Linked DNA regions of Homo sapiens: all the other regions are linked to region 6. Evidence: chromatin loops called from intact Hi-C (ENCODE). Cell type or tissue: Caco-2. All regions are shown on one strand. Region 1 overlaps LINC02625 (long intergenic non-protein coding RNA 2625). Region 2 overlaps CABCOCO1 (ciliary associated calcium binding coiled-coil 1). Region 3 overlaps ARID5B (AT-rich interaction domain 5B). Region 4 overlaps RTKN2 (rhotekin 2). Region 5 overlaps ARID5B (AT-rich interaction domain 5B). Region 6 overlaps ARID5B (AT-rich interaction domain 5B). Region 7 overlaps RTKN2 (rhotekin 2).

Region 1 (4,000 bases), 260 kb after region 6:
TCTAATTTTAATGTTCTGCCCAAGTCTTTAAGGTCTCTGTTGGTTAATGTTTAATGCTCTCCACGACCAGTGTTTGATGTTCACACTTTATTGGGCTAACCAAATTTGTAGAGCAAATTAAATGTGTGCAGGTCTCTGGCAAGCCACGTTTAGATATGTGTTGCTCAGAAACCATCTCCTTGTTCAATACTGCATGCCCCAAATAGTTTCAATTAACTGTTCTTCTTTTCTGGCAATATCTGAGCTATCTACATTGCTTTTGGGGAGCTATTACTTCCTAAATTTACGAATGTTACAGCCTCATACCCTTATGTTTCCAGAAAACATGTCACGGCAGAGAACTCCACTACTCTGTGAAATGAGAGCGTCAGCAAGAGGTAACCTATTAAACCAGATTGACCAAAGACCAGAAAAATACACTAGGGTTGGAGCAGGGGAGGCTGGAGAAAGGAGGGAGTAATAATTTGAGTTGGTATTTTTGTTTAGAAAAATACACATACTCTAAGAAAACGTACAGGTGGAATAACACAACAGTTTAGGTAAAGAGCCATTAATATAATTACCTGAAGACACATGTTGTTTTTCTTATACCCATGAATTTAATTTCAGTCTTCTTTTTTGAACAAACTGAAAAGGCAGATGGTACCATATCATAGTCATGGCTGGGGAAACCAAGGCCTGAGTTCCGTGTTCAGCTAGATGGGGCCTCCCCCTGGTCTGACCTTGGCCAAGCCCTCTCTTTAACCTCATGGAAAGTCATCCAGGAAAGAAGAGAGTTGGCTATGATCTCGAAGTGCCTTCCAGTTTGGGCATTTTTTTTCTTTTTTTTTTTTTTTAAGACAGAGTCTCACTTTGTCGCCTAGCCTGGAGTGCAGTGGCCCGATCTCGGCTCACTGCAAACTTCTGGGTTCAAGTGATTCTCCTGCCTCAGCCTCCTGAGTAGCTGAGATTGCAGGTGCCTGCCGCCATGCCTAGCTAATTTTTGTATTTTTAGTAGAGATGGGGTTTCACCATGTTGGCCAGGCTGGTCTTGAACTCATGACCTTAAGTGATCTGCCTGCTTTGGCCTCCCAAAATGCTGGGATTACAGGCTTGAGCCACGGTACCGGTTTGGGCATTTTGGAATTCAATTATGTCTTTAACTCCATTTATAACGTTTCTAGGGAGAGGCAGACATGGCTTACAATAATCTTCTTAAACGATACAAGTTTTACAAATATTTGCCCAATAAACTACAACTTAATTTCTTCAAAGATTGCCTTGATTGTGGCTATCAGCAATTCTTCATTTTTTCCCTTAAATTTTATATTTTTTTAATTACTGAGACAGGGTCTCACTCTGTCATCCAGGTTGGAGTGCAGAGGCACAATAATGCCTCACTGCAGCCTCAACTTCCCTGAATCGAACGGTCCTCCCACCTCAGCCTCTTGAGTAGCTGGGACTAGTAGCGCTAGCACGTGCCACCATGCCTGGCTAATTTTATTTTTTTCAATTTTTTGTAGAGACAGAGTCTCCTTATGTTGCCCAGGCTGGTTTTGAACTCCTGAACTCAAATGATCCTCCTACCTCAGCCTTCCAAAGTGCTGGGATTACAGGTGTGAGCCACCGTGCCCAGCCATAATTCTTTCTCCATCTTTCCAAACTGGTATTGTCTTTTAGCCTTGCTGAGAGACACCCAGTTTTGACTGGGTATAAGAAAATATTAAGAAGGTTCTGGGGTTTAATCAGTAGACGAAAATAAGGAATCCCCAAGTTTCGGGGTCACTGATGGACTTTGGGGTTCAGGTTTCTTGGGGGTCAGATTTCCTGTCTCAAGGCTACCAGAAAGAATCCGGCCAGGTCTGGAGTGATAGCTGCTTTTCTGGCACATCAGCAGGGGCTGAACCCTAATGTGTTTAACAGTTGGACTTATTTTTAATCTACTGTATTAGGAGCACAAATTTAATCAAGAACAAATTGTTACCAATGTTGTTTTTTGTTCTTGCATATGCATATATCCTTAACACTGTTCTGTATTCCCTTGTGCTAGAAAGCTTTCCATCTGACATCTGACTTATTTCATAACATTAGTTTTTTTTTTAAGTACAAATATATGTGGAGAAAAAAAGAAACGAGGAGCTGAATTTCCACTCAATGCAGCCCCCTTACTTAAAGAACTAGCTGCAGTACAGATTTTAACAATTAACATTCCTGCCGTGAATGTCGTTATGGATGGAGCTAATAAATGTTTTCAAACACTCTTCGGCTCAAATACACGTTCAGCTTATTTTCTGTCATTTGATGGCATTGGTGGGTTGAGACATTCCTCTAAGCCTTTTTTTTTCTCCTTTCTAGTAAAAGAAAGAGATCTTATCTCCCTACCCACCCTAACCCACCCCTTTCTCTGCCCTACCCGCTCTGTGCCTACTAAACCTTACTTTCAGGTCAGCAGGCTGGTAACAGATTAATTTCACTCTGTGAGGAACACCAAGTGTTTTGGCCAGGACACATGAGAATCCTGTTATAATATTACCGTTTTTCTAAATTAAATATTAGGAAAAATTAAACTAAATTGTGGCACACAGTGCAATGGAAAATATTTCTCTTCCAAACACTTCTCTGTGATAAATGTGTGTGTAGCTGAAAGCACAATAAATATGCACTACTTAAAAAACCCAGATTATTCAGGTTTTAAGACTTATAGCTAAAAGTGGTTTAATGTTTCATGCCTAATAATAGATTACTCCTATCACATTTCTAACCTTTATTTCTCCTCGCTTTGAAGTCCAGCCATATAAAGGTTGTTTGTAGAACCACACGAAAGTTAAAGCAAATATTACTTAGAGTGATTCATACCACCAAGAATTTGCAATGAAGGCAGAGGTTTTTTTTTTTTTTTTTTTTGGTGTGTATGTGTGTCTGAATCAAAGGAAATGAAATGTTTGTAATATTTTTTGGTTGATAAATTTATTAAAACATTTTAGAGGCTTGTAGTAGAAGCACAGCTGAAATAAACAGACTGACTGGAAACAGATTATATTCTGCTCTGTGGGGGAGGCAGAATTTAAAGGGGGAAAAATTCCCTGGATTTCAAAAATTGCCACCAGGTCACAGCAATACTTAATTAACTGAATACATTATGGGAGGGTTATAACATAGATGCTAAAAAAAGAGGGCGGGGTGGGGGGGAGTAGTCAAATTCATTTAATCCTGTGTTCTTTGCTTACAGATTAGCCTTTCAGAATGAGCAACCTGATTTTTTTTTTTTTTAAAAGGATCCATTTACCTTCCAGAGCTTTTCATAGCAAAACATTTTGCATGGTTGCAAAAGAAATTAATTTGTTGCCAGTTGCTCCACACTGGCAGGAATTCTGAATAAAGAATGTAAGCAATCTATCTTTGTTTGCAAGATATAATTAATCTGGCAGTTAAAATTCTTTGGAAACATTCTGATGACTTATGTGGAAAAGTAGCGCAGCATTTTCAAAGAAAACTCAGAACTGTATGCCGGGGAAGATAAAAGATATATGAAGTGTTTGTTCTAAGCGATACTATTCATTTAAAGATCATAATGTAACCCCACCCTAGCAATTATTGTGAAAAACAAGACAAATCTCCATCTATAGCTTTCTGACACAGTCTTGATTTGAGAAACAAAATAAGCACATTACTGTTATAGTCTAATAGACTGCAAGCTGTTTTATTAGAGTCAGCTGAATCCTGTTTTGCATAAAAAAGAACTCTGTTTGCTATCAAGAACACATTTACATTAATATGACTTTGACAAAGTAAAATAAAATCGCATTAAGATGATGTAAGTAGATAAGACAATGAAATCTCTGTGAGAGAGTTTTGGCACACACTAATTACAGTCAAGTCCCTGCAGAAAAAGAACATATTTTTACACCAACTATCCATGTGTTTGAAAATGTAGAGAGCCCAAAATGCAATCCTTGGTTTAGGTATTTCCTGAATACATTGTATTTCTGTGCTTCTGAGATAGGGTTTTTTTTTTTTCTTT
Region 2 (4,000 bases), 350 kb after region 6:
TTACTTTTATCAGAAAATTGACTATAGACTATTTTGGTGGCTTTTATTATTTTTACATATTAATGATTAAAATTAAATATAGCCCGATTGTTCACCACAGAAGGCAGTGAAATAATTTTCATGGCTGATATAATTTTAAAGTCAAACCTGGGTGAATAAGATATTAGTTCTGTTGTGGATGAGTCTCATTGTCCATCCCGAGGCTCTGATTCCTGATCAGACCCATCCATTTCATAAAAGGAATTATACAGCTGTACCAAGTTACTCTTCTAACAGAGGCCCAGGGGTGCATTGGCTTTTTCTCAACAGTGGTCCCACAGGGCCTAGAGTGCTGCTTCTGCCCTGTGGATTTTAGGCACCTATTTTCGTGGTTTGAATAATTTATTTTTTTGAGTGGGAAACAGAGAATGCGATCTTACTGCACAAATACTATTTTAAAACTCTAACACCAAAAAAGCTGTATCATCTGCTAGGTCAAAACACTGTCATTGTCACTAGTCAAAGGCATAACTGCAGCTCTCTGAGGATTCACATTCATTCACAGTTCTGCAGCAAGGGTCACAGTTTCCTTGTCTAGAAAACGGCCATAACAGTGGTCACCCACTGCGTGTTTTCTTCAGAGGACTAAATCAGTATGTGGAAGGTACTCACACAGTGCCTGGCATGTAGAAAAAGCTTAAAAGTGTGAGGCTTTTTGTTTTTTAAATTTCCATGTGACATATTTATGTCTACAACAATGCTAAACAAAACTCTCTGAGGGTAAGGACTTGGTCTGTTTTGTTCCCAACTTCACTGCCTGGCAGGTAGCTAAGAAATAGTGGGAAAATAATAAATATTTACTAAAGAATTAAATGTAGGAAATAATTGTAGTTTTATATGGTCAGTAAGTCACTATCTATTGCTATTTTCCCCTGTTATATAGTCTCTTAATTAATAGTGCCAAATTTTAGGGTTTTTTTTTTCCCCCGTATCTCCCTGCTCTTCACCTCCCCAATACAACCTATACATCAGGCTGCTCCTCATCTGGGTGTCCAGTCCTGCTCCTTGGCTTTTCCATATTCATCCTATGCTAATGGTCTTCCAAAAAGTGTCCATGCTAGGTGAAGTTATGTAGAATGAATTGATTGTGGTGATAAAACTGGAATATTAGGATGAGTATAGCCTATTATCTGATGAGAGAGTTATTCTGGCCAGGAAAACTTTTGAAGGGTCGTTCTGGTTTTCACACTTGCATGAAGACAGCCTTGATGTGAGGGTTTGCTAAGGAAGCTGGTGAATCTGGCCCAGTATGTTAATTTACTTGATTCAGGGAACTTCCCAGTATTTATAAATTAACTCTGTACATTAGGCAACTAATATTTAGATAAGAAAATCAGAAAACAGCACATTCTGCAACATATCACTTCAGCAGATCGAAGTATCAATCGACTCTGGCAAAGCTAACATTGTTTAAGTAATCAAAACCAAGCAAGGACAATGAGCTACTGTTGGGAAATTCTGCTAGAAACAAGAAACCAGGGCTAAAAGCATTCAAATAATAAAGGAACATTGCAAAACCAAGCCACAGCATTAATTGGCTTAATCTAATTATACAATCTACAATTAAGCCTTAACATATTTCAGATTGCTAGTATCATTGGAAATACCAACCAAATGATTATCGTCATTGCCCCAGGAAAAGATGAAGGTTGTAACTTTGAAAGATCTGGTATGCAAGGTATGTTTTGAAGAACAGATAGACTATCAAAATGTTATGAAATGACACATTCTATTTCTTCAGCTTCTGTTTGTGTTAGAAGCTTTTTATTCTCATTCTGCTCAACAATGCTGTGTAAATGCTATGAAATGACTGGGAAGGTAATATTACCACACCAATTCTTTATCTAAAAAATACCAGTTTCCTTGCAGTGTATTTTGTTATAATTGGTATATTTATCTACTTATTGGTGAATAATTTCATTTTGGTTTTAGACACAGAAATACAACATTATAACTAATTTATTCTTTTGTCAGATCGATTTTTCTATTGGTAGATCATAAGACATTTTATTATTTTAACAAGATTTTTTTAAAGTGTTTGCTGTTATATATCTGAACTTCACCATCTTACTAGCATCTGTCAGATTTAATCACCTACAGAACTACCTTATAAAGATTACCTTATCAGAAAAAGTGTCATCTTGTGAGCTTAGGTGTGAGAATTGCAAAATAAAGCTGAGCTACACTAACAACTGCTGTGCTAATTTATTGTAAATTATGGTTTTTTTTTGTTTGCAGAGATAAGACATGAGAAGTGTTTCTATTTAAATTCATTTCCTATTATTCCAACATATACAAAACAGCTTTACAAAAAACAGTGAGAACATAGAATATTCCTTAAATAGGCTCTAGTGACAGTGAAATTTATTTTCTAAGCTATTAGTACCAGTCCTGTCACACCATTCTAGGTGCAGAATCAGACAGAGCCATTAAGACAAAACATGGATGCTTAGAACACAAGATGGAAATTACTGATTGTCGTGTGAAGAGTGATGATTTATATGATATGAACTGGAAATAATTGTGTAGCAAGCTGATATACAACAAAGCTTTAATTCACTGGGTTGACACTGTACACTCATAATCTGCAGACCAAGCACCAGCCATGATAGATTACAGCCATTCAGAATATATAAGCATGTTTTTTTCATAAACATTCTGGGAACCATAGTTCAGATGACCCCAGTAAAAACAACTGCGAAGTTTTTTACCAAGCTGGTTCTCTAAGAAATGTAAAAATCATAATGAGTCATTATATTATTAAAGTTCAGAACTAGGTGGCAATGAATCACATGAAGTTATCACCTTTAAATTACCAAGGAGAGCATAAATTGTGTCCTATAAAGCACCATGATTCTCAGTGCATTTTAAACAAGATGAACCTCTTATATAAACATGATTTTATTAATATATTTATTGTGATTATTATTAAAACTAGAGTAAAATTTAGTGCATATAAAAGTGAAGGGCTAAGGTTGCTGGCCAGAGCCAGAAAGAGCATAGGCCTATATTTTGTAGACTCCTTTGTGTAACTCAGCCAATATATGTTGACCTATTCTGGTTCTTATGAGTACATGACAAACATGGTAATTGGTGTGATCCTTAAAAAAATGCATTAGCAGATAGGCTTTGTGGTAAGAGTCCTTCAAATCCATCTTGGTTTTTAATTCAAACTAAGATTTGAACTCTAGTCTCAGAGAACCAGTTGTAGGTCAACCCAACTGTTACATCTCCTCCTTTTTAAAGAACACTGTGGGTCTTTCAAAGAAAATGGAGTTGAAATACATTTGAGAAAAAAGTGAAAAGCCATCTTGCTGGATATGCTGTGACCCTCTGCCAGTAAGCTTTATGCTGCAGCACATCACACGTTTAAAAGAAGAGTCTCTTGTGTTTTGCGTAAGATTCAGATTTTGGTTCAATTCAACTGATCTGTGTGCGTTCCATGTGCAAAACATGGCATAGGCAGGATTTCTGCCTCAAAAGAGTTACAGTCTGAAGGTGGAGTAAGAAGGCAGGGATACAAATGCCTGCACAATTCATTTGTAACACTACATAAAAACGGCTACAGTTGGGCCATAGGGGTAGAGAACTGTTGGGTGAGTCCCTGATTTTAGCTGACAACAAAACAATGTACCTGTTAGGGATAGGCCAGACAAAGAGAAGAGCAAGGACAGGGAGGCCATAGTGGGGTTTGTAAGTGGACCTTGTCAACCTTGTCAACTAGCCTCATAATAGTTACCCAAAGCCAGAGGAATAAGTGGTATTAAGTGACCTGGAATATAAAAACATGTCAAAATAAACTTGGCTCTGGAAGAATTTGAGCGTAATTGCTAACTTCTGATAAATATTACTTTGATTATAAAGAAGAACAGAAGAAATACTGTTGTTGGTCAGTGGTTATTTTTACTTAAAACATTTATAGTTAGATGGATACAAATAGACCTCTGGTCATAGACTATGA
Region 3 (4,000 bases), 160 kb after region 6:
GTTCACACTCTACCTAGCTGACCACTTGGGTGAAAGCTAGTTTTTAGGTGTAATTAATTGCAAATGTAAAAAGTGAAAGCTAGATGACTAATGGTGAGCCTGTCTCTACATAAATGGTCTAAGTAAATCTAGGATTCTTGGAACTCTGACTCACCCCCAAATTCCTATGTTTATGGTACATTTTCCCTTGGCTTATACACAAATATTGAATTTAACTTTTGTCCTAAAAATTAAATAAAACTGTGATGTAATCCCAAAAGAAATACTTCATAAATGTTATGTGCTTCCCACTGAAAGAAACTTACACATTCTCATGTTTCTCAAAAACTTTGTAAGCTGAGAAATGAACTGATTTTTTCTTTTAATACAGATGGGGTAGAGGGTGAGAGGGTGAGTGAGGAAAAAGTCTTTGAATTTAAGAAAAGTAGTTGAAATGCAAGTTTCTCCTCTGGATCATAAATTTGAATGTTAAGCATCTCTAATTGCTTCTAGGAAACAACCAACTTTTCTGACTCAGAATTAATTCAGCAAGATCTTTAATAGACATCCATACATGGAACAAAGGGAGGCCCCTTCACCCAAAGATTCTTTGGAAAAGGCTCAAGAAGATCATCTCACTGGGTTTTAAGTTAAGTTATTTAAGCATCTGACATTTCAACTTGAACTGACTTCTTTCATTTCTTTTATTTCACATTTCTGAAGAAAGCTTGGCTGTGAAAACCCCTAAGATTACAAAATCTTAGAAATATTTTTGACAAACAACAACAGGAAGATGTCTCAAAGCTATTAAACAAAAGGAATTCACAACTGATTTTGGCTAATTTTGCTGTTAAACATGACTTTTTCCTCCTCCCCAAACATGACTTTTTCCTCCTCCCCCTGCCCCACCGACACACACACACACACACACACACACACACACACACACACTTCTCCAATTCGAACAAAAAAAGGTTATTAGGGTAAGCTTCACATAATAAGAAGCCCTGGGTTGAGGGTTTTTTTTTTTTTCTGATGTTTTAAGGTAGGATCTAAAATTTCAATTTTCCTCATTGAGTTCCAAGCTGCTTCTGAGAAGAAAGTCTATTAGGCAGCAGCAGAGTAACAAATACTCTATCAAAAATGAAAAGTAAAACTTTAGTAATGGAATCCTTTCCCTTATCATGATTAAATATGAACTACCACTAAATGGGAGACAAAGTGGAAACTGTGTTTCTATCGTGCGCTCAAGAAAAAATTTGAGTACTTTATAAACAATGGGGCCCATTACAAAGTACCATTTCAACGGATGATTTCCCTCAGATTCACCACACCATCCTCTTGAAATAAAAGATCTGTAGTTGTCATGCATTTTATAGCTATTTCATGGTGATTATTAAATGTCAGAATAAAGTCAGGCTAGATATTGTTTCAAAGCATATGGGAACAGCTTCTGGACAGGTGACACCAGAAATCAAGTTTAGAATGTACTGGAAAATAATTAGGTGTATCAGTCTCAACATTAGTAAAGAGAGAATTTGGCAACATTTTGACTAAATACAGTTTCCCAGAAGAGACAAGTTTGTAGATGAGTGTTATTTTCAAATAGCTCTCTGATCAAATGATTATCATTTCAATTACTAGTTGCTTCAGATCTTTTCCAAGAAATGGCATGACTATCTCTGGATGGCTTACAACACCCTCCAAACAAATAGTATATTAACCAAGAGAAAATACTATCCTTATGATGTCATTAATGAATAAACCCATCTTTTATGATTCAGTCTATAGGTTTTGTCCTCCCTTTTTCTCCCTCTCTCAAACAGATCTTTCATGAATACACACACACACATAAAAACAAATGCAGGAATTCACATAAACATGCATAAGCCATAAACCCAAGTTTGGCTTAATTGTGAAACCACCAGTATGTTTTACTGTGGATTCACAGAGAAACTGGCCCTGCAACATTGTCAAATGCCATAGAAGGAAATCTGATAAGGAGAGGAGGGGGAAACAGCAAGCCAACACCCCCCTCCCACCACAAGAAAACAAAAAGTAGCCAACATATATATAGAAAATGTCTCAGGAAACATTACTTTGTGCACACAATGGCATAAATCACATGTTCGCATTTACTATTCTGAGCAAGTGCTGACTAAAGTTCCTAATACTCACCATTCTTGGGCAAGTCTCTATGTCTAAGAAAAGAATTTCAATAAGCTCATCTCATGATTACATTAGCTCTCTGCAAACTGAGAATTAGCACTGGATAAATATTGCTGATTTACTCTAATACAACACAAAAGGAACACAAAGAAATACACTTTGTTATTCTATTAATGTACCTTGGCTTTTCAATTAACCCAGCTCTTAATCAATATTTATGTAAGCTGTGTTGAGCCACGTTCTAAGTCCTTATCCCCTTTCGTCATTGTTTTAAACTGCCTATTTCTGTAATTTGGATTTAGTTTCTACCATTGTCCAAAAACAGCTCATTTAATCATAAATCCTCTAAGTCAAGAGGAGCTCATCCAGTCAAGAAGTCACAAACCAGTCAGCCCATGTGCATGGCGGGCCCTTCCAAGTGTTCTAAAACTTGGGAAACTTTAGGCAAAAATACCCAGACCTCAATCTTCTCTCATAAAATAAAATAAAGGCCAAAAAATAAAAATAAAAAACAGTTGAAACTGATAGAAGCTGCCTTCTTCAGACAAGATGTAAAATCCCCACCACTCCCTATTGCATTGTATTCAGTCCAGTTTTCCCTTAACTATCTGGCCCCCGTGGGCACCAGACATTTAAACTTGTAACATTGATTTAGTTCACCTTTCTCATTTTACTGATGAGGACAGTGAGGTTCAGTGACATGTCCAAGAACCAACTGACGGCAGGACTTGAACAAAGATCCAGGTTTCCTATCTGCCAAGACAGCATCTTGGACTCTGCAGCCAGATTGCTTGGGTTCAAATTCCAGCCCCGGAATTTACTTGCTGTGGAACACTGAGCAACTTCTTCAGCCTCCTTGTACTTCAAAGTTTTTTTTTCTTTCTTTTTTTTTTTTTTTTGGGGAAGAAAAAAAGGGAAACCCAGGTTTTATAATAATTCTGTCTGCCTTGTCCAGCAGTAATTGCCAGGACTCAATGGGTTGATACAAATGAAGTAGCATGTCAGAATTAGCTATCATGATCATTGTTATTTCTTCTCTAAATTGGTGTTTTCCAAACCGTGGCATGCAGAGATGATTTTAGATGGTTCACAGGTAGACTTTTAATTTAATTAAATTAATTTATTTATTTGAGACGGAGTCTCACTCTGTAGCCCAGGCTGAAGTGCAGTGGCACGATCTCAGCTCCTGCAACCTCTGCCTCTCAGGTTCAAGCGATTCTCCTGCCTCAGCCTCCTTAGTAACTGGGATTACAGGTGCCTGCCATCACGCCTGGCTAATCTTTGTACTTTTAGTAGAGACAGGGTTTCACCATGTTGGCCAGGATGGTCTCGAACTCCTGACCTCTGGTGATCTGCCTGCCTTGGCCTCCCAGGGCGCTGGGATTACAGGCGTGAGCCACCGCACCCGGCCCAGAAATAAACTTTTAAAATGTATATTAAGTTTTTCATTGCTTATTTGTTTTGTATTTACTATTTATGGGAAGGTGGTACTGGTTTTCTATTTATAGGAGATATAGCAAGTTTTAAAAAAGGGCCAATTTGAACATAGGCATTAAGTAAACACAGGGAACATGTGGATATAGCCAGAAAAATAAAAGTCAAGATGCTATGAAAATAAAATTTGGAACAATGTGTTATATCATTGGTTTTCAAAGTGGGTTCAGAAACCCTCGGGAATCTCTGAGACCATTTCAGATGGTCCACAGGGTCAAAACAATGATCCTAAAACTACTAAGACATTACTGGCTTTTTTCACTCTCATCCTCTTTCAAGTGTATATATAGTAGGGTTTTCCAGAAACGATGTGACATGTGATATCACAACAGAGTGAATGCAGAAGGAGATATGAGAA
Region 4 (4,000 bases), 130 kb before region 6:
TATAAGAGAGGAAAAATAGATAAATATATAAATGTATGTTTACATATTTATACATTCTCCTCCCCTATTTCGTTGATTGTTGTCGTTTTAACACCTGGAACAGTGCCTGGCAAATGAAGGCACCCCACTTATTGTCGATAATCTTTTCTTGAAAATAACATATTCTGCCCTAAAGTGCTCACAGTGAGTCTACTTCCCATTATTTTAAGTGGGAAACGTTATAATGTGTTATCAATTTAAAACCCCCTTCTAGTTATTTTTTTGAGACAGTCTCATTCTGTCACTCAGGCTGGAGTGCAGTGGCACGATCTTGGCTCACTGCAGCCTCCGCCTCCCGGGTTCAAGCAATTCTCCTGCCTCACCCTCCCAAAGTTCTGGCATTATAGGCGTGAGCCACCATGCCCAGCCTACTTTGATTCTTTCTCCACAGTTTTCTTTAATACTTCAACTTTTTGGGGATTCATTATGTGAACAATAGGGAAAAATAAGAGCTTATTGTGAAAGGCACTGTAGAAACTTGTTCAGAATAAATGAATAATAGCAGAGAATGGCCACTTGTCCCTCTCTTAGTTCTAGCAGCAGTTAAGATTTGTTGATATATAGTGAACTTTTGAAAAGCCTAAGTGTGAGTCTGACATTATACCAATTCAGAATGTAACTCGAAAATGTACTCATGCATTGTTTTGTTTAAAATGTTATGTTGAAATTTGGAGACAGAAACATAAATTTTCCTATATAAACATTGACCAGAAACACTGGGTATAGAGAGTTATCTTTGGTCTGTAATGACTATATAGTAAAAGCCAAGAGGCATTCTCCAAGGGAGTAGTATTCTATGAAGTATGCTATTATTTATTGAAGTGCATGCATACATTGCATACTTACTAAGTGTATGCATATGTATTTTTGTAATAGAGACTTTATTAAGGATTTAGTAAGAAACAAAGGAGGTTTATGAAACATAACACCTAGCATAATTAATATAAATTCCCATCAGACATCACTGTCTTCTATATCTCTCTTTGTCTCTCTCTTTTAATATACTCGTTGATGTTTTGAGATTTTACTGATTTGGAAAAAAAATAAAATCAAGAAAATCATGAAAAAAATTAGGATTGCTAGCATAGAAAATACAGTTGTTGCCGGGCGCAGTGGCTCACACCTGTAATCCCAGCACTTTGGGAGGCCAAGGCAGGTGGATCATGAGGTCAGGAGATCGAGACCATTCCTGGCTAACACGGTGAAACCCCGTCTCTACTAAAAATACGAAAAATAAGCTGGGCATGGTGGCGGGCGCCTGTAGTCCCAGCTACTCGGGAGGCTGAGGGAGGAGAATGGCATGAACCCGGAAGGCGGAGCTTGCAGTGAGTCGAGATTGTGCCACTGCACTCCAGCCTGGGTGACAGAGTGAGACTCCGTCTCAAAAAAAAAAAAAAAGAAAAGAAAATACAGTTGTTACTGAACATAAATTCACTTTTTATCACCACGAAGTGCCAGGATATGAAATTCATCACGAGAAATTCTAGGTATTTTGGTAAGAGTGCTATTTTAACGTAAGTACCACAAAGGGAACTATAATGAAAAAAATGGAATGAGTGTAATGAAGTCATCCATGTTCTCACACTATAGATAAAACCCTCAAATCTCTGATGTAGATAACCAGAAGAAGGAGATTCATTCTGTGAAAAATAAAAAAAGTTGGATGCTAAAGTGGTAAGGACAGATTTGAATCAGTAATGTGCTATTACAATAAGAAGAGTCACACATGAATTGCACTCAACTTTGATTTGTGTAGAGACAACTGGTCATTTTAAAGGAAAGTGAGGAAACTGGGAGAGGTTGAGTGAGGCTCAGAGTTAGCTAAGTGAAAAGTTCCAGATAGTGGGAAGGGGGGATTGGTCCATGTGGAACCCACCTGGGTGCTCTAGCTGGTATTTATCAAAATTAGTCTCCTACCTTCTCACAGAGACTGAAAGACTGAAAGGCCCTGTTTTCAGCTCTTGGTTGGAACAAACAATAAATTATTTTGTCAGCCTCGAGTTTTCTCAAGCAGGCACTTTAAGAAGACATCTTAGGGATGCAGGTTAGAGCTGCTAGAAACAATGCTAGTGTTTGTTCAGGTCCTTAGAGGCCAAGGTTGAGGCCTAGTTGAGTAAAGGACTCAGAGGATCATGGCTAGAGTTTGGTCAAAAAGACAGCCTTTGTCCCTGGGAAATTAATATAAATCAGACCCTATCATTCCACTTTTTATCAACTTTCCTATTACACTTAGAATTAAATCCACTCCTCTTCCAGGGCTCACAGAGCCTCCAGGTGAGCTCATCACTCCCTGTATTTCCAGCCTTGCGTTGCACCATGCTTGCTGCTTGCTTGCTGTGCACTAGCCACACTGGTTTTCCTTCAGCCCTCCCTTTGCAGATACTCACTCTGCTTGGAATGTTTTCCTGCATTCTTTGCTTGGCTAGATTCTTTTATGACTGGATAACTGTTAACTCCTCAGAAAGTCCTTCCCCAGTTCACCTACCTACCACAGGTCCTCAGTTTTCTCATCTCCTTTGTTTCTTTCATAGAAAAAGTTGCATTCCAACTTGCAAATGCTGGTATTTGGTTTATTCCTCTGCCTACTTTTTTTTTCATTCTGCCTGCATCAGAATGTAATGCTGGATCTTGTTTACCATTGAATGCCCATCACCTAGCATTGGACTTGGCACATTTTAAGTGTTCAGTAAATATTTATTAAATGAACGGGGACCCTTCAGAGAAACATTTGTGTGAATTAAAACAAATAATTTGCAGATTTTTATTGACAAAGTATAGAGATAAACTTGCTAAGTTAATAACTTGCATCGTTGAAAAATGTCATCTATTATATCTAAATTTTTTCTTTTTTGTAGTAAAGCATTCTTGAATATACATTCAGAGGCATTAAGTACATTCATGTTGTACAAGCATCACCACCCTCCATCTCCAGAAGTTTTTCATCTTCTCAAGCTGAAATTCTGTACCTATTGAACACTAATTCCTCCTTCTATCCTCCTGGCAGCCACCATTCTAGATTCCATCTCTATGAATTTCACTACTCTAGGTACCTCTTATAAGTGAAATCATATATAGTGTTTGTCCTTTTATGACTGGCTTATTTCACTTAGCATAATGTCTTCAAGATTCATCCATGTCGTAGTATGTCAGAATTTTCTTCTTTTTTAAGGCTGAATAATATTCCATTATGCATATGTATGTGTATATATACACACACACACACACCTACCCCACATTTTGTTGATTCCTTCATCCCTGGATAGACACTTGGGTTTCTTCTACCTTTAGGCTATTGTCAATAATGCTGCTGTGAACTTAGGTGTACAAATATCTGAGTCTCTGCTCTCAGTTCTTTTGGGTATATATCAGAGTAGAATTGCTGGATCAGTAATTTTATTTCTTATTTTTTGAGGAACCACCAAAATGTTTTCCACAGAGGTGGTATCATTTTACATTCCGACCAGCAATGTACAAAGGTTTTAGTTTCTCCACATACCAGCTAACATGTGTTACTGTTTTTTTGTTTGTTTTACTAATCTTAATGAGTGTGAACTGATATCTCATTGTGGTTTTGATTTACATTTCCCCAATGACTGATGATACTGAGCATCTTTTTATGTTTTGTTGACCATTTGTCAACAAAAGAGAAATAGACATTTCTCTCTTTGGAGAAATGTAATGTGTCAGAATGTAATGCTGGATCTTGTCCTCTCTTTGGAGAAATGTCTATTCACGTCCTTTGCTTATCTTTAAATCAGGTTGTTTATTATTTGTTGTTGAACATACAAATATTTTGTGTAGTAGTAGAAATACAAAAATACTTAAAACATGTCTTCTTTCTTACTATTAGTGGTGTAAAGTATAATTTGCTAGCTCACACTACCCTAACCTTGGAAAGTGCTGAGGATAGTTTCAAGACCCATAATCTGTCTATTAATGGAAATGGTAAGTACAGTATATA
Region 5 (4,000 bases), 140 kb after region 6:
AAATAACATACTACTGTAATCTCTGTCTTGGTATTCTTTTTATGTTGCATCTACTCACTTTGCTTTCTTGAGTAAGGGTTTACCTTTCTAAAGGAAAGGGGAAAGGAAACTAATATTGTTGACCAAGTGCTCCCACTGTGTGTTGGGTACCCCTATAGATGATCTAACGTAATCTTCCCAAGTCCTGGGAGACAAAACTGTGAGATGGGTATTGTTAACGCTGATTTATAGATAAGCAATCAAAGCAGAGTGAAAGCTTTTAAGGCCATACAGTTTATGGAGCAAGGACTTCAATCCAGGTCCATCTTACTTTGTAAAGTTCATGCTCTTTCCGCTACAACATAACTGACTACTGAGGTTTAGTACAGTGGTCAAAAAGAAGCTACCCTAAAATGGCAGCTTCTGTGTTTGCTCATTCTTCTAAATCTTTGATGGAAAACATTAATACAAATCAATGGGAACTAAATGAGCATTCTCAATTAAAAAAAAAAGAAAAGAAACCCAGATACAGGCCGCACATGTGAAAAGCCTGTATCTTTATACACACAGCCATCACGTGATAGTTAATTAGCCAGGTAACTATAGGTTTTTCTCTGCTAGAAAAGTATATGTTTCATCATGCTTTGAACTCTGCCTTATTATCAGCTCTGCTATGAAAACAATGTTTTATTTCCTATTGAGAGAATAGGCCAGGCATGAAGCATTGTTTTTGTAAGGCCTAACAGAATACTTTCTTTGTGAACAAAAGTTGTAGAATGAGTAGTTGGAAGATGGAGAATATCTTCCACCATAATTAGCAAGCAACCATTTTAAGGGAGGCGAAGATTAAAACGGTGTGATTGCCTAGAATAAGCAGCACTAGATGTCGTGCTACAATCATCTTCTTAATAACCTGTCATCTTAAAAAAAGATTACAAACAAGCCGATAATAATAAAAAAAAAGGTAAGGTGGAACAAGTCCAATCTGGATTTATTCCCTGCATATTTTTGTCACTACTATGACCCTGAAACACGAAGAAGATTCCCTTGAGAAAGGCATTAATATGTACCACTATTAAGATGTAAAATGTCCACACACACACACACACACACACACACCTATAACACCACCTACAATCCTCAGGCTAGCAGGATAGCTTCAAGCATGTTCACGTGATCTCTCAATGTGTTTTCTAGAATGAGTGATGAATAGATGACTACTAATTAGACCAAGAATAGTTAGCAAACTAATACCCCAAGTAGCTGCTGCTTCTACAGGGTACCAATGAAACAGCCTCTCCACTAGAGAGTGTCTTAGGAAGTGCTCTAAAAGAACTCAAATCAACCTTCAAATGCACATAGGTGTCTCAAGTAGACTAAGAACAGAGAACTCCAGAGATTTCAGGAAAGTCTGATCATAAAAGCCGCATGTTTACTTAACCTACTAGGTATAGCTTTGATGTCTGAGTGCTAACACTATAGAGTTAAGACTTTTTGGGAAGATAAGATAAACACATGAAAAAAGATACTGCATTATATTGGTAGGTATAGAGTAAGGTGATCAATAAGGTGGTAGAGACACTAAATGTGATAAGATAAGAGCTCAATAAAGCAGGGCAATTCCTCTGAGCTGGAAGGCTGAGAAGGGCTTCAGAGGCTTAAACAAGTCTTAAACGAAAGGCAGAATTCCCACAGGTAGGACTCCTAGAAAGGCTATTCCACGAGTAGAGAGGCATGAGCCACTTAAAACACACTGGAGAGTTTGGAAGGCAGGGGACTGAGTACATGTGGTTAAAGAGAAAGAAAACCAGGCAGTTAGACTAGTTAGGCTAGGGCAAAGAAGGTTTAGGAGAGGAGATAAGGTAGGGGATAGGTGTCTTAACGTTCTGTGTGCACTTTGAACCAGCGATCCCCCCCTACAAATGTATAAAGAAATAGTCATGGCTATGTGCATAACTACAAGAGTTTTATAAAGTTTGTGGGAATCAGAAAGAGCTGAAATGCCCAACGATAATTAAAGTATGAAACACCTCTGTAATGAAATATTCAGCAGCTGAAAAAAAAACCCAGTATAGGATATTTTACAATATGGGGGCATATTTATAATACCTCTGTACAAAATTAAGTATGGGAAGGTAGATTCCCAAACAGTAGATTTTATTTTTATGAGGAAAAATAATATCCATATAAATTCTCACTGATACATGCATTCATATGCATTGGTACATATACAAATACTAACAGCACTTCTGAGTGGGAGGAAAATAGGCAACATTAATTTTTCTGCTTTTTGTTTGTCAGTAGTGCCTATATTTTCTAAAACAAACATGGATAACATTGGTAGTAACAAAAAATAACAATAATGAAAGTTACTTAATGAAAAAGAGAAGAAAATGGAGCCTGGAAGTTCACTGGATACTCCTGTAACATTTGTATTTTATCCCGTAGGCATGAAGTTTGCAAAGAAACAGGGATCCTAAGCGGAATGCCAATATTTAAGGTCAGAAGTAAAAGATAATAGAAATAGTTAAAAATTCAAAAAGCAAGTGGGGCTGCCCAACGGAAGAGAGTTCTAGGCAAGGCACAGGCTCTGGGGTTTTAGGGAAGAAAGAAGCAATACCACTTCATCCAAGCACACCAAATGAAAACACACAGTGAGGCAACTAGGAAAAGCCTGAAATCATCAGCACTATTTGCTCAGCCCCTACTGTGCATGAAGCACTTCACGAAGTCTTTGAAAACCCACTATTATTCCAGTCTGTCCTAAATAAATACATTTATTAAAATAAGCTAAAAGTCCAAACCTCAGCTTTCCTCTGCAGTGACCTGCATAAACTACAGACTTAAACACATAATGTTACAGGAGAGGAGTGAATCTGACATTTAGGAAAGTTAATGTGTTGCAACAGAACTTCAGACTTAAAAGTACTCTAACAGATTAAACAAACTGTTCAAAAGAATCAGTGTCAATACCACCGAGTATTAAGAGTAAATGCACAAATCAGATACCTGCTCACAGAACCCACTGGAAAAACCACATCAATTCACATGTAGGATATATCTGCTTTGTGTTCCAAGGTGATGCTATCATGATAGCAGCTGTAATAATGGCTCACTGTCAGTAATCATACAGTGGCTAATGAGGTGAGAGGTAGAAGGCAAACAAAAACATTTTAGAGTTATGACAAAATAAAAGCATCATGCACCTCCAACTGAAAGGGGAACTGCTGAATCAAGCCTCATTTTTATTTTATTTATTTATTTTTGGAGACAGGGTCTCACTGTGTTGGCCAGGCTGGAATGCAGTGTGGGTTGCCCAGGCTGGAGTGTAGTGGTATCATCTTAGCTCACTGCAACCTTGAATTCCTGGGCATAAGTGATTGTCCTGCCTCAGCCTCCTGAGTAGCTGGGGCTACAGTTGGGCGTCACCAAACTCAGCTAATTTTTAAAATTTTTTTGCAGAGACAGGTCTCACTATGTTGCCCAGGTTCCTCTTGAACTCCTGGCCTCAAGCAATCCTCCCACCTCGGCCTTCCGGAGTGTTGGGGTTATAGGCGTGAGCCACTGTGCCCAGACAGACCTCACTTTAAAAGCACATCTGAGGTACAGAGTCAGTGTTGCATTCTCAAAAGATATTTAAAAGACCATGATGGTCCGGGCCAGGCATGGTGGCTCACGCCTATAATCCAAGCACTTTGGGAAGCTGAGGCGGGCAGATCACGAGGTCAGGAGTTCAAGATCACCCTGGCCAACATGGTGAAACCCCGTCTCTACTAAAAATACAAAAATTAGCTGGGCGTGGTGGCACATGTCTGTAATCCCAGCTACTTGGGAGGCTGAGGCAGGAGAATCACTTGAACCCGGAAGGCAGAGGTTGCAGTCTGCAGAGATCGCACCACTGCACTCCTGCCTGGGTGACAGAGCAAACCTCCATCTCAAAAAAAAAGAACAAAACATGGTGGATCAGTTGGGTTTGTCCTTCACAATAGACCCACTTTTATCACCAAATGCAAACAGAATT
Region 6 (4,000 bases):
ACTCAGTAAATAGATTTATGACTCCACTGCCAATTCGATTCCACAGTTTCCTTTACAGAACTACCAATAACAATGGTTTGATTGCACAAAGAAAGGCTTGTGCAATTCCATTCAATAATAAGGCCCCTTGAACTCAAACAATGCAAACAAAGCCTTATTTAAGACATTTTAAAACGTCGTTCTCAGCCAATGAAGAATTCAATGGTCTTTTTGAAAGATTTCCAAGATCTCTGTTCAGAGTTTTAAAACAAATAACACACTGCTTCTGTTGGGAATGCGTACCCCCATTTCTCTTTATTTGTCCTGATGTTTTGCCGAGGGTATGAGCTTCCTCAGACAGAAACAGTGAGTCTCCTCTCAGAAGAGATGAGAAAAACAAAAGCTGGACTATGTTAACATTGTTTGAAAATGGTGTGATCGAATTCCAACATGATGAAACCAGACTGAAATCATTGCAGTGGAAAAAACAAATGCCCCATATTCCAAATAGGTGAGCTCCACCGGGGACAGATGCCCCCCCTCCTTTTTTTTTTGAGACACGAACTCATAGAAACCACATATGACCTAGCCCATGTCTGCTGCAGAACCACCGAAGTTTCCTTTTTCTTCCATGTCCTCCGATTCTGTGACCATTCAATCTAGTGCAACTTTCTTATATGTGTCCTGGCTAGCATCTTGCCAGCTGGAATTGAGATTTTTCCCCCCTCTAGCTTGTGCAATAGCAGGATAATCTGCACTCACACATTTATAATCTAAATTCTACTAGTCTATCTATGGTTCTATTAAATATATATATATATATTATTCCACAGGAAGGTAAATAATTAATTGAAGCAAATGGAACTCTTAACACTGGATCTCTACATTCTTTTGTTTCCACCTTTGGATATTAAGTATGTTACATTGAATATTTGGCTTCATATCATGGAGACATTTCAATACAAATGCACGGCATGCATGGCTTTGTTTAAGAGCCGCAGTTTCATTGTTATCAGTTTTGATTATTTTGCAGTCGAGTTACCTATTTAGAAGTTGAAAATTGTCACCAATTTTCCCAGAATTAAGTATCTCAGAGGTAAAAGACTTAGTTAACTATGGTTCTAAAGTCTACTGGTAGTGTTGCGGGAGGGGCACAGTGGGTTGGGGAGTTCATCCAAGCGGTCTTCAGCAGGGATGGGACTTGGGGAGAAAATCCACTCTCTGTATCCATTGACTTTTAATTAATACAGTTAGAAAATGTGTCCACCTTAATGTTATATCTCGGTAGCAAATGGAATACAGTGGCAAGAATGACAACGGACATTCTCCACATCTTTTCACTGCCTGAGCAGCTTGACCATTTACTTCCCACAATAAAAGAAACCAGAAAGTGGACTGTATTGCCAGGTGGTTAAAAACATGACCCAAACCACCTTACATGTTTCTGTGTGTGTACACACAAAACTCACACCCCATAAAACCAAATAGGATGACTTTTCTTTTGAAAAGGCTAATCCAGTATGTCAGTTATCCCCAAAGATGTGGCCTGGGAGATTCTTCTTGGGAATGACAAGAAACCAACTGGATGAAAACAACATGACTACTTATCACTCAAAAGACCGAGGCTAGAGAAGCTATCAGGACTGCAGCTGCTCCTCTTCTGGCCAGTTGAGCTCCATCCTCTTCCCAACCCCCTTTCCCAGACCATTTAAAGGAATCAGTGCCAACGCCAATGTAAATCATTTTGGCTCCTGTTCTAATTTCTGAAATTCCTAAAATATCTGTGCAGCCCACAAATATGTCCTCTAGACTCTGTTGTTATTCGGCAGCTTGCTGCCAGTGAGGTTTTTGTTTTTATGATTCTCTGGTATGTAGGACAGTTTCACAGCCTAGATAAGGTAAGTACAATGCTCAATATTTTCACAGAACCCAATACTTCAAAGCAAAGCATTTGGCTGGGTAAGCAGTGTATAAGCTCTTTCAACTATGCCATTTATGAGGAACAAAATCCTTAAGTTGCGGATCTACAAAGGAACGTTCTTTGCACTATTGTGTGCTTGACTGTTTCTTTTTCATTTGTTCCACTAGAATCAGTTGCTTCAATTTGTAAACAATAACTTTACCACCCAAAGCTGCTCAAAATAAGATGTGGAAAAATTACAAACACACAACAACTAGGACAGTCAGTCAGCCTCAAAAACAAAACAAAAACAAAAAGACCTGCAAACAAAAGCAATACCATTTAATAAAAAAAAAAAAAAAAAAAAAAAAAAAGACGAGAAGGAACTGGGAGAAAATGGAACTACCTGTATATAAATTAGGTGAGCAAACAGTGATACAGGTAGTTTTAAGAAGCAAATATATACAGTCAATTTAACAGTGTTTACTTCTCTGGATTGTTTAATAGTGTCAAAATGAAAGATCTATTGAAGTTTCACTATACATTGCATTGATTGAACCTTGGAGAGTTTTATGAAAAAGAGGGGCATCCCTTGCCATCTGTTTGCCAGTCTTCCTTGCCCCTTCCTTTGAAATGCCTGCCTCTTTTTTGCCCAGATTGTTTCCTGACCATCCGAACTCAGATGGGGTCCTCTAAGTTCTTCCTGGATATTCACAAATCCCTTCACAAGGCCCACGTGCGAAGTGAATGATCTGGAGGTGCCTGGGCATCTGTGTTGGAAGGGAGTCAAGACTCACCAGCCAGTCAGTTTGTGGGCTAGAGTTGTCCCACAAAAATCAGGCATGTTCACCTCCCCTCTGGGCCCCTACAGCTGGGACTGATCATAGCCTCAGATTAGAAGAAATACTGACTTCTAACTCTATAAGCCAGCACTCCTGGGTAAGGAGTGAAGCTCTGTTGGCCATGCCGCTTTGGACTGCTGGGCAGAGCTGAGCCTACAGTTTTGTACTGGGGTGCACGGATGACAGCTGGGAAGATGGAAAGGCAGCTTGAGGATTTATAGCAGCTAAAGGGTAAATGCTGTTATGCAAAAGGTCCCCATATGAACTTCCTACAGGTGTAGCCGCAGCCAAGTGTCTGTACAGCTGCTGAGAATTTGTCGGTGATGTAAAAATTCCTCTTTGCATCACAAGCGAGTGGAAAGCCAGGGGCTGCATGAGTGGAGAAAGCACAGTCTGGTTTTTCAAGTACTGCAGAGAATGAGAATACCCAGCCGGGAGCCTGGAGTTGAGGCCCGAGTTACACAGGCTCCCGGAATACAGACCTGGGAAGATAGGGGAGGAGAGGGGAAGCTTGTGGCCTTCTGATCCGCCCCCGGAATGCCCACCGTGCGCTGCTTTGCTGCCTTCACTCTCCTGCTCAGAGGCCTTCTCCTTCCCAGAGACCTCCTTGGATGGGTCTAAGGGAGACACTGCCCGGGCCTTTTTCCCTGCAATCACAAGGTCCAAATCCTCCAGGCTGCGCTTGATCGGCCGCGCCGCCCCAATGTTCTGCGGGCTCATTTTCCGGTGCAGGATTGGGTGGACCATGCCTTCCATCTTCCTGAAATTCTCCAGTCTCACATGGTGAGGTTTTCCTGATCTTGAAAGCGATTCAGGGTATTTTTTAGGGCCTGACATGGTCATGGGTGATACCCGACAGGCTTTGGGGTGACAGTCTCGACTCTGGCTGCCTAAGACCTGGAACTGGGAGATGCCTTTGCTCTCCTGGGGCCCTGTGGTGGAATGAGCCAGGCCCAGGACCTTGCCGGTAGGTTTGTGCGGGTTCTTGGGAAGGCTCAGATCTGTAGGCTGATCATCCGTAGGGGCTTCTGCTGCCGCCGACTTTTTGTCTTGCAGGTGCAGGGACGTGAGATAATTTACATGGAGCTTTTCTTGGTGTCTGTGGGAAGGAAAAGAACTGTTTTCCGATTCCCTGTACATGTCCCTGGAAGGGTATTTGGATGTCTGTTCATTATGAAGATGGTGCTCGGTGTGTCTGTAGAGGCTATGGAGATGAGGGGACGAGTAGAAGTCAGCCAGGAAGCTAGGCATGTGGGAATGGGGGAGGGCCCTTTTCTCT
Region 7 (4,000 bases), 150 kb before region 6:
CAAATTTGGATGCATTATAATGAATATATTGGCAGTCTTTTTAACAGACCTACTGAAAGCAGTGTGTTGCTGTCATCCTCTTCCAAAAATTACTTAGATAAAGTCCCATTTCAAACTCCCATCAGTCTTTCTCCAGAAGCCTTCTTAGAATCAAACAATATCCAAATGGAAAATTTCCATCTTATCACTTATTTGAAGTAACAAATTAAATTAGCTGGTAGTTAATTAGCTGACCAAATTAAATAGGAATGAAAAATACAAAGAATACTCTTAGAAATATTGCCCTGTAAATGGAATGCTAATCTCTAAATGCAGTTTATTAGGAAAATAGGATATTAGGGAAATAGTCAAAGATTGGATTGTTTCTATCTTTTTAAAGTTTTCATGGTAATAAAATATTCCAACTTCAGATTTGGAAGTGTCTTATATCCCCAGAATTTCCTTTGAATCGTAATATTTAGGATATTAGGGAAATAGTCAAAGATTGGATTGTTTCTATCTTCTTAAAGTTTTCATGGTAATAAAATATTCCAACTTCAGATTTGGAAGTGTCTTATATCCCCAGAATTTCCTTTGAATCGTAATATTTTTCTCTCTAAATTTTATTCTGTCTACAGAGCTACTCTGTTTCTCATCTTAGTTTGTTAATTTATTATTTTAACATACACTTAGTTCTTTGGAATCTTGGGGAAATTAAATATGATATTAAATATGATTATACAGCAGAGGGTACTTTTTTGGATATTTATCAGATTCTATAAGGATAAGATACTCCTGGACAGTAAATTGCATGATTGGGAAGTTCATTAACTTTTCCAGGCCACTGTATCTGATAAGTTAGAAATGTAATATATGAAATTGTGATCTAAGGTATTATACTTCTGGGGACATGGACAAATATTGTACATCTTGTTTACAGATATAAATGATCACAAAAGTCTTTCATTGTAAAGTAACCAGTATACAGTCATCAAGGAATATAAAGTTTATATGAAAAATCGGGAGTGGCTCCAGATATTTCTTTTAACTTGCTAACTTGACTAAACATCTTAAAGTTTGAGTCAAATAGTTTACATTAACTGGAAGTCATTATTATTCACGGATATGCATTTGCTTTTAATATTTTGACATTTGTGAAACACTGTTAAAATAATTGCTTATTAGAAAAGATCTTTTTTCCATAAGTTTTTTTGTTTTGACAGTGATGTGAAATTTGAAAGTAAAGAACGAACAGCATGTAAAGGAAAGATTGCCATATCAGGTATGCTATAAATGAATCTTTTATATTGCTGAATAAATTCTATAACGTAACTACATGGTGGATTTTGTTTTATGCCCTGTCTCCATTCTCTTCATTTTGTTTTTCATACCTCTATCAGAATATTTGTTCTAAAACACTGTTTTTAGCATTATATGCTACATTGATATAGAACTTTAGAGTTTAAGAAAACTGTTTCATATGTTACATACTCTACAGTTTTCTCCCTAGTGCAGTCTTGTAAAATAGGTAGAGTAATTGTTATTTTCTACAGACTCAGAGGCTAAGTGACTGAGCTAGGCCAAACCCAAGTCTTTTGACTCTGTTCCTTTCCTGCTCAGAAGCTATAATAATGTTTTTAATGTTTTGTCTAGGTCAGAAGTTCCATGAGGTTTTGGTACCATGTTTATTTTGGTCATCACTTTACACCCAGAAGCTAGCATGGTGCTTGGCTCATAGTAATTGCTCAGTGACTCTTGGATGGATGGCTGCTCTTCATTGCCTGTAGTGTAAAGACCAAACATTTTTCTCCAGTCTTCCATTTTGACCCAATTTTTTTTCTAGTCATATCTTCTATTACTCCTAAACATAAGCTGTCGCCTTTAGCAGACATTTCTCTCCTTGTCCTGGCAACATAACCCATGCTTCTGACACCCAATTAGCTTGTGAAATAACTACATTCTCTTAAATATCTGTTTGTTTATCTATATATAATATAATCTCTGTTACCGTTCCAACTAGAAAGGATGTTTCCTTTCTCTCAATTCCTAATGCAGTTAGGAGACCCTTCACCACTAGATGGCACTTATGCTGTGCAGTCTCAGTTTCTCCAAAGTGTTCAGGAAGCTAAAGACAATGGCTTGGAGATGCCACAGATTGAAATGAATACATGGCTGACTCGTGTGTACACTAGTCAGATAATGCACTTTTACAAATATTTTCTTATCAGTACATTTTTGAAACAATAGTATATACCTCCATTGGTCCTTAAGTAATCACTAGGTTATTGGCTAAAAGTCTTGTACTAGAGAGCCTGCTGCTACATTTGAGGTACTGTCACCTAAGGAACTGTTTCTAGTAATATTTTTCTGGATAAACAAAATTATCACACAGGACGGTAGACCTACATTTTACAAAGTACGTAAATGGCCAAAATCTGAAGAATTGCATTCAGCTAAGCAAAATATTCTTCAGAAAATAACTGGAATATGTAAAAATTTGTTGCTTGTTTTATAGTTATTTATATTTGTTTTTATCTTTATAATACAAAACAAAACATGTTTTATCCTTGTATTCTTTTGCTATCAAACATGTATTTTTATGTGGTATTGTTCATTATGTGCAATAAATTTTTTGTGAATAAATTACTATAGATCTTTGAGATTTTATAAAAACTAAACATATCCTTCATTTCTTGCTTCTAATATAGTGTCACTCAGTATATAAATGACATATGTTAAGTTGCTGTTAAACACTCAAATGCCATGATAGTCAACATCTATTGTCATTTCATAACAGTTTATTGATTGTAGCAATTCATAATATTAGAAATAACTGTACATTTAGAAGGAGGCTCAAGTAAAAGTATTTAAAATAAAATAAAAAACTATTTCCTGCCCACAATTACTCAAGTGTAAAAATTGAACTTATTTCTGCATGTGTTTCTTCTTTCCAAAAGATAATTTTAAATTAAGGAACGGAAACTCTGAGAAAATCGGATACTTACGTAATGTCTTTTCATCTTTGCCTAGACTTAATTATATCTTGTATGTGTTTGTAAAAACAAAATAAAAAATGAATTCACCTTTATAAATCCATTTTTTCTTGATATTGGGATGAAAATGTGACCTTTGTTTTGGTAAAGATGAATATTTGCAACAAAGTGTCATAATGTTTTGAGATTACATTGATAGCCAGAAAATACCTGGGTTTTCTGTTTCCAGCTACATCACTCCCTGGCCAGGTCTTTATGAAACTAAATCACAAATTTATTATTTCTGCTGAACATCAAATATTTACCATATGTAAATGTAGTATTTACCGTAATTATATTGTGGTAATTAGCTTAGTCACCGACTACTAATTTAATGAATAAACCAAATCAGTTCACCAAGTACCTTAGTTTTCACTTTTGAAAATGATAGACAGACTTCTGGGACTTGATAGCATCAAGTCAGCTGTCTTATTATGACTCTCCCAGTTTACCATTAAAATGGCAATGAAGACATAAAACAAGACAAAAGTTAGAGTACTGTAAACTGAAACTGAGCCATTTGCAAGAATCTGGAAGGAAGTTCTATCATTGGAAGCTGAATTCAGAAATAGAGTTGATGGGTTACAAATCCATTGCTATCTGAAGAGCACAAGACTACCTGGAAAATCGGTATCCAGCTTCTCCTCTTGTGGAGCTGATATCTACCCTCCTCTCTTCGGCATGGGATAGAAGAAGGCTGACCCACAGGTTGTGGGTGTACAGCAAAGGAAGTCAGGATCCATGTCCCTCCCATGATAGTGTAAATAGTTAATGCTCTGTTAATCCTAACAGAGCAAGAACAGCTGTGAATAAGTACAGTTGTGAAATGAAATGAGTCAGCAGCTGTGGTCAAGCAAGAAGAAGTGGACTTTTTGGCAGGATATCAGCCAAGTCATAATTACAAAACAATAAAGCATTCTCATAAAAATCAAAAACAAAATTACAATGTCTGTTATGCCAATATAATTTAACAATTTTAGAAGTTCTAG

Evidence for each region. Peaks named below come from ENCODE experiments on the same cell type or tissue, not always from the same donor. Only the 100,000 strongest peaks of a DNase experiment are listed, where the experiment ranks them.
Region 1: a loop joins it to region 6, with 14 times the contacts of the local background. A loop is called at or near these places in 2 of 110 quality-filtered maps.
Region 2: a loop joins it to region 6, with 12 times the contacts of the local background. A loop is called at or near these places in 2 of 110 quality-filtered maps.
Region 3: it touches region 6 in a loop (7-fold over the local background); 2 of 110 quality-filtered maps call a loop at or near these places.
Region 4: a loop joins it to region 6, with 2.5 times the contacts of the local background. A loop is called at or near these places in 7 of 110 quality-filtered maps.
Region 5: it touches region 6 in a loop (4-fold over the local background); 4 of 110 quality-filtered maps call a loop at or near these places.
Region 7: it touches region 6 in a loop (2.4-fold over the local background); 18 of 110 quality-filtered maps call a loop at or near these places.

The regions. Positions count from the first base shown.
Region 1 is chr10:61,836,191-61,840,190 of GRCh38, reverse strand. All of the region lies in intron 2 of LINC02625 (long intergenic non-protein coding RNA 2625), which reads left to right. Among named protein-coding and RNA genes, the nearest start is that of LINC02625, 30 kb to the left of the region's middle. In Caco-2, no CTCF peak of the experiment used is centred here; DNase peaks (open chromatin) are centred at 2,400 and 3,180; H3K4me3 peaks cover 401 bases.
Region 2 is chr10:61,745,124-61,749,123 of GRCh38, reverse strand. All of the region lies in intron 5 of CABCOCO1 (ciliary associated calcium binding coiled-coil 1), which reads right to left. Among named protein-coding and RNA genes, the nearest start is that of CABCOCO1, 84 kb to the right of the region's middle. In Caco-2, no CTCF peak of the experiment used is centred here; no DNase peak of the experiment used is centred here.
Region 3 is chr10:61,935,895-61,939,894 of GRCh38, reverse strand. All of the region lies in intron 2 of ARID5B (AT-rich interaction domain 5B), which reads right to left. Among named protein-coding and RNA genes, the nearest start is that of ARID5B, 36 kb to the right of the region's middle. In Caco-2, no CTCF peak of the experiment used is centred here; DNase peaks (open chromatin) are centred at 1,964 and 2,923.
Region 4 is chr10:62,223,222-62,227,221 of GRCh38, reverse strand. RTKN2 (rhotekin 2) reads left to right here. Exons shown (of 12, transcript NM_145307.4): 7 at 3,890-3,984. Among named protein-coding and RNA genes, the nearest start is that of LINC02621, 34 kb to the left of the region's middle. In Caco-2, no CTCF peak of the experiment used is centred here; a DNase peak (open chromatin) is centred at 2,381.
Region 5 is chr10:61,949,942-61,953,941 of GRCh38, reverse strand. All of the region lies in intron 3 of ARID5B (AT-rich interaction domain 5B), which reads right to left. Among named protein-coding and RNA genes, the nearest start is that of ARID5B, 50 kb to the right of the region's middle. In Caco-2, no CTCF peak of the experiment used is centred here; a DNase peak (open chromatin) is centred at 1,661.
Region 6 is chr10:62,091,905-62,095,904 of GRCh38, reverse strand. It overlaps ARID5B (AT-rich interaction domain 5B), which reads right to left. Exons shown (of 10, transcript NM_032199.3): 10 at 1-4,000. The coding sequence ends at 2,875. Among named protein-coding and RNA genes, the nearest start is that of LINC02621, 170 kb to the left of the region's middle. In Caco-2, no CTCF peak of the experiment used is centred here; DNase peaks (open chromatin) are centred at 1,674 and 3,104.
Region 7 is chr10:62,243,260-62,247,259 of GRCh38, reverse strand. RTKN2 (rhotekin 2) reads left to right here. Exons shown (of 12, transcript NM_145307.4): 3 at 1,203-1,261. Among named protein-coding and RNA genes, the nearest start is that of LINC02621, 14 kb to the left of the region's middle. In Caco-2, a CTCF peak has its summit at 2,067 (motif pointing right); a DNase peak (open chromatin) is centred at 2,079.